2 separate regions of the Homo sapiens genome follow, and region 1 is linked to region 2. The links are chromatin loops, found by intact Hi-C in ENCODE. Cell type or tissue: HepG2. All regions are shown on one strand. Each heading gives the region's core, and the rest is flanking DNA. Links, peaks and the distances in the headings are about the cores only. Region 1 overlaps SP4 (Sp4 transcription factor). Region 2 overlaps SP8 (Sp8 transcription factor).

Region 1 (2,906 bases), core at 270-2,769, 650 kb after region 2:
TTGGAATGGTTTTAATGAAGCTAATGAAACAACTTTGTTTTCATTAATTTCTTTTGGCTTTGCATTTGTAAGACACTAAGAGTGGGCCGGGTGCAGTGGCACACGCCTGTAATCCCAGTACTTTGGGAGGTCAAGGCAGGTGGATCACCTGAGGTTGGGAGTTCGACACCAGCCTGACCAACATGGAGAAACCCTGTCTCTACTAAAAATACAGAATTAGCTGGGCGTGGTGGCACATGCCCGTAGTCCCAGCTACTCAGGAGGCTGAGGCAGGAGAATCACTTGAACCCAGGAGGTGGAGGTTGTTGCAGTGAGCCGAGATCGCGCCATTGCACTTCAGCCTGGGCAACAAGAACGAAACTCCATCTCAAAAAAAAAAGAAAGAAAAAAAAGACACAAAGAGTGAGACACCAGGAACTTTTCTGTCTTGACAAGGGGGAGAAGGAGCAATAAGTACCCATATCGCCCTTTTATAAATGAGCCCTGAAAGTTCAGATCTTTTACTTTGTGTCCCCATTCATCTGTAAGTACTTTCTTGGTCGGTTCATGTTGTTCCCCAGGAGAATGGTATTGTTTAATTTGTGGGGAAAATTTTGCTCGAAATTTTTATGAGAAGCCTTGAAAAATTAGTAGCTTTGACGGAATGTAATTGCTAGCTCAAGGACAATGAGCTAAAACTCTCCACCATCCACTATTCTCATTTTACTCTTCAGGAGATTAAGGGAAGTCTAGATGACATGAACAGAAAAAAGTAAAATCATACAAGGTAAATCTAATGAAACCAGTACTTGAAGCTGGGGAGCTTCATACTTCGTTTTATGAAATGAGAATGTTAGCAACAACCTAGGGGGATCCTCTTCCCATTAACAACGTGTTCAGTATAATGTGTTTCTGTGCTTTGGTCTCAGCTGTAAATCCTGACCTTCATGCTAAGCATTAGTTAGAATTGTAGTAGGAACTAAATATGTGTATGCTCTGCATACTTTTTGTTTTGTTATTGGGATTCTAAATTTAACTTAAAATTTTTTTACTTTTACTTTTAAAAAAAATAGATTTAGGGGGTACAAGTGCGGTTGTGTTACATGGATATATTGCATAGTGGAGAAGTCTGGGATTTTAGTGTACCCATCACCGAAATAGTGAACCTTGTACCCAACAGGTATTTTTTTCCACCCTCACCCTGCCCTCCACCTTTTGTAGTCCGCAGTGTCTGTTATTCCACCTGTATGTCCATGTGTAATCATTTTTTTTTTTTTTTTAGCTCCCACTTGTAAGTGTGAACGTGCTGAGTTTGACTTCAAAGGAAAAGCAGAAACCTTACTTTAAGCTCAAAGACAACTAATTGTACCTCTGGCTTAAGCTCCTTTATTTTAACTAAGTGAGGAGAGTTAACTACCTGTTTTCACAATGTCTTCTACTAGTCAAAGAGCCCTAAATAAAGTGAATTTCAGGTGTTACATTTCCTTAAAGACTTTAGAGCTATGTAGGAACAATTGATAGCTAAATCTGTAATTAACTTGGAGTGGTCCACAATGTGACTTATTTTTGGCAGTAATCATCATATGTAGTAACAGAGATCATACTGTAGGCCTTTTGATTGATGAATGAATATTTCTTTGTCAATTTTAGTGGAAATTAACAATATTATGCTGGTTCTCCCACAGAGGAAGTTCAGACTTAATAATAAGATACTGCTGACCCTTCAAGAACTTGACTCTCTTACCTAATTTCTTTACTTCTCCAAGGAATTAAAATATGAAACCTGGGGATATAGTATGAAACCAGAAATGGGAGGACCAATTCTTCATTATTGGTAAAAATAGGTACCAAAGAAAATAATTAAAATTTATATTTAATTTTAAAACTGAATTCAATCCAGTAAAATTAACTTCTTACACTGATCTTTTTTTCCAGAGCTACTAAAGGTGGAAAATTGGCTTGAGGTTTAATGCAAATATGGCTTTCCTTTGCCATATATGTTTTATTAATTTGGATTTCCCTAATGGGCATCTGTATATATACATACTCATGTACTCCTGTGTTTGGCTAGTCTTTTTTCAGAGGAGTCAGATTTACTCCAGTAATCTTATTTCTTTAAAATCTTCTAATACTGTTTGTTATAGATTGGAATTCATTATTAGAAACTTAAATCTTGTATTCAATACGAATGACTTAGGTTCTGAACTACCAAGCTGGCTTTACCTATTGAATGATTTTTTCATGGAAGATGAAAAGTACTCAAAGTAGAGCCACATTAATTTTGTAAAAGGGCATTTTTTTTTTTTTTAAGAAGGACTTCAGGATAGATTAGCAAAGGAAAATAGAGTTTTTTGTTTGTTTGCATTTGAGATGGAGTCTCGTTCTGTCGCCCAGGCTGGAGTGCAGTGGCACGATATCTGTTCCAACCTCCACCTCCTGGGTTCAAGTGATTCTCCGGCCTCAGCTCCCCAAGTAGCAGGGACTACAGGCACATGTCACCACGCCTGGCTAATTTTTGTATTTTTAGTAGAGGTGGAGTTTTGCCATGTTGGCCAGGCTGGTCTCGAACTCTTGACCTCAGGTGATCTCCCCACCTCAGCCTCCCAAAGTGCTGGGATTACAGGCATGAGGCACTGTGTCTGGCTGAAAATAGAGTTTTAATCATCTGCTTTTCAAATTCTGAATCGGAATATATAATGAGTAATACTTAGGGAATATTGGGGCAGGCATGAAAGCAGGTTGAGGATATTGGGGCAGGCATGAAAGCACTCACAGCTCTAAATTTACTTAATCAAGAAGGAAGATAGGGAATGGTGCTACGCATAGATCTTGTAGAAATAACAGACTTACAAAATGATAGAATTGTAGGTGGAAAGAATCTTGGAGATTATGGCTCAGCAGTTGTAACCTTTTGATACTGCTGCTAA
Region 2 (2,906 bases), core at 88-2,587:
AAGGTTGCTATTTTCCCCCTAGTTTTTTTAAAAATAAAATATATGCTATAAAGATGAAAGAAAGCTGCTGCAGCGATTCGACAAGACTGCCCTTTGCTGAAACTTGCATCGGTTCCACCTCAGGGAACAAAGAAAAAGAGGCAGACTGACATTGGGAGATCTAAACTCTACAAACTCTGGGTCTCGGGCTGCCAAAAGTCACCCCCACCAAGCCCCGACAGCCTGAGTAGGACGTCCGGCGATGCCCAGGGGCCTGGCAGGGTGCTCCGAAGCCGAGGTGCTCAGTACAGCGGCTCTGGAACCAAGCAGCCGTCTGCCCGGGCGGCGCTGTTCTGCCCAGGCCTCCAGCCTCTCCCTCTCCACCGCTCCGCTCAGGCTTGTCAGCCGAGCCGCTCCTGCCCGCGCGAGGCCCGCTGTCTACCAGGCACTGGATTAGTCCAGCTCTACCTCCAGTGGCCGTTCCCTCTAAAAGTTACGCCCTTCACAACCTGGGGGGTGGAGGAGGGGAGGACAAGGAAGAGAGAACGAGAAATAAAGGCCCGACGAGGCGCGGGTTCCGGCTGCAACGGGTTCAGGCAGCGTTACCCGTGGAAAGGGAAAGCCAGGGCCCGGGACAGCGATGCGTGTTACTTACTTGTCCATATCCCCTTTACAAAGTTAAGTCACAGAAGGAAGAAGGAAGAGGGGCAGAAACAGAAAGAGACAGAGAGCGAGTCGGATGCAATAGGGAAAGGCTGGAGTTGAAGTCCGGACAGACAGGGCCCAAGAGGACTTGGTGGGAGGAGGTCGGGGAGAGGGGCGGGCGCAGGGTGGGCGTCACTCTAGGCCGTTGCGGTGCCCGGGCTCGGGGGGCTGCAGCAGCTCTGGGGAGTGGCAGGGCGGGCTGCCCGCGGCGCTGTGCTCGCTGTCGGTGTCGCTGCCCTTCTTGCCGCCGCTGCCCGAGCCCGCCGAGCCGCCGCCGCCGCCGCCGCCACTGTGCGTCTTCACGTGCTTGCTGAGGTGGTCGCTGCGCATGAAGCGCTTGTTGCAAACTGGACAGGCGAAGCGCTTCTCGCCGGTGTGGGTCCGCAGGTGCCGCTGCAGCTCGTCGGAGCGCGTGAAGCGCTTGCCGCAGAAAAGCCAGTTGCACACGAAGGGCCGCTCGCCCGTGTGCCAGCGCAGGTGCGCCTTGAGGTGCGAAGTCTTGCCGTACACCTTGCCGCAGCCCGGGATGTGGCAGCTGTGCAGGCCCTTGCGCCGCAAGCTCGCCCCGGCAGGGCCCAGCCGCTCTGCCTCCTGGCAGTTGGGGCAGTCGCAGGTGGCGCGGCCGGAGTAGCGGCGAGCTGAGGAGCGCGGGGAGCCCCCCAGCGGCGCCGAAGGCCCAGCGCTCAACATGGAGCCCCCCGCGCCGGCCAGCGGCGACGGGGCCGAGTCCGGGTAGGAGCCGGGTAGCACTGGCTTGAAGCCGTCCATGAGGTGCTGCCCGGCGGGGCTGAGCAGGTGCGAGGAGGCGCCGCTGCTGAAGGCCGAGTGACTCAGGCCCGAGTAATCCGAGTTGTAGCCTCCGAGCGGCGAGTGCAGCGAGGTTTGGAGCCCCCCGGCGGCAGGGTGCAGCGAGCCGGGCAGCGCAGCCGCGCTGTTCGGGTTCTGCACGTCGATCCAGCCGGCCCCCACGTCCCACCAGCTGGAGGCGCCGGCCGAGCCCACCTCGCCCGCAGCACCCAGGCCCGGGTGCGAGGGCTTAAACCACGACTCGTACGGGTGCGCCATGCCCACCCGCGGGTAGATGCCCTGCAGCCCGTCCACAGAGGTGTGCACCTTGGAGATGAACACCGGCTGGTGGGAGCCGTCCTGCGAGTGCGCGGAGGAGCCGCCGCCGCCGCCCCCGCCGCCGCCGCCGCTGCCCCCGGAAACTCCGGGGGCCTGGAAAACAGAGTAGTCGTTGGCGAAGGGCGAGCTGGAGGCGGCGGCTGCGGCGGCGGCGGCGGCGGCTGCGGCGCTGCTGGAGGTGAGGGAGAAGGCGCTGGAGCCAGGCGAGCCGCCGCAGCTGAACGAGTCGGACACCAGGGCCGCGGCAGCCGCGGCTGCTGCCGCGGCCGCCGCAGCCGCCGAGGACGAGCCGCCGTTCCTGGAGGCCCCGGACACGCCGAAGCTTGAGAGACTGGAACCCACTACGTTGCAGCTGGCGGAAGAAGAGGACGAGGAGCGTTTCCAGGGGTGGAAGCCTTTGCCGAAGGAAGAAGAGCTGTCCGAGAGGGAGGAGGGAGACGGGCTGGGGCTGCCTATCTTATTACAGGTAGCGGCAAGCATGGCCAGAGGAGTCGATCCCAACCTCGGTTCTTCCTGCGAGGAGGAGAGGAGAAGGAGTGGGGGAGGGGAGGTGGGCAAAGGGCCGGTGGGGGAGGAAAGGAAGAAATGTGCATCAGTCCTTCGGTAGCCTCCAAAGCGCCCCACTGCACCCCATCTCTCGCTGCGGCGCGCCGCCACCAACTCACCTGGCACCCCCAACAGCCCCGGCGCCCGGCCGCTTCCTACTCTACAGGAGGGGACAAGTTTGGCTGCCGGCGTCTGATTCGGGAGCAAGCACCACGCTAAAGAAGAGTTTGACAAGTATTCTCACCTAAAACAACACTCTCTTGCACACAAAGCCCCAGACACTTCGTAACAAACAAGCAAAAAGTCCAGATTGGAGAGGAAGGAAGTTTTCTTTGCCGAGAAGCCTGGGGGAAAACCATTGGATTGCTTTTAAGAGCGCTTCCCTGTAATCCGGAGAGCTTTGAAAAACCTGTTCGGGTCCCCAGAAACCCATCCTGGGTTGTTTCTCCCAGGCCAAAAGAAATCAAACTGTAGGGCTCACTCTTTCTTCCTGCTTTTCTTTCTTTCTTTTTTTAAAAGCATATCTACAGTAGTAAAAACGAGACGAGTTC

The links. A loop is a pair of places that touch in the nucleus more often than their neighbours do. Peaks named below come from ENCODE experiments on the same cell type or tissue, not always from the same donor. Only the 100,000 strongest peaks of a DNase experiment are listed, where the experiment ranks them.
Region 1: it touches region 2 in a loop (4-fold over the local background); 15 of 110 quality-filtered maps call a loop at or near these places.

The regions. Positions count from the first base shown.
Region 1 is chr7:21,433,575-21,436,480 of GRCh38, forward strand. All of the region lies in intron 3 of SP4 (Sp4 transcription factor), which reads left to right. Among named protein-coding and RNA genes, the nearest start is that of SP4, 6.9 kb to the left of the region's middle. In HepG2, for the core only: no CTCF peak of the experiment used is centred there; no DNase peak of the experiment used is centred there.
Region 2 is chr7:20,783,474-20,786,379 of GRCh38, forward strand. SP8 (Sp8 transcription factor) reads right to left here. Exons shown (of 2, transcript NM_182700.6): 2 at 1-2,322. The coding sequence ends at 817. Among named protein-coding and RNA genes, the nearest start is that of SP8, 2.0 kb to the right of the region's middle. RefSeq lists an enhancer at 1-451. In HepG2, for the core only: a CTCF peak has its summit at 1,585 (motif pointing left); no DNase peak of the experiment used is centred there; H3K4me3 peaks cover 972 bases; H3K27me3 peaks cover 890 bases.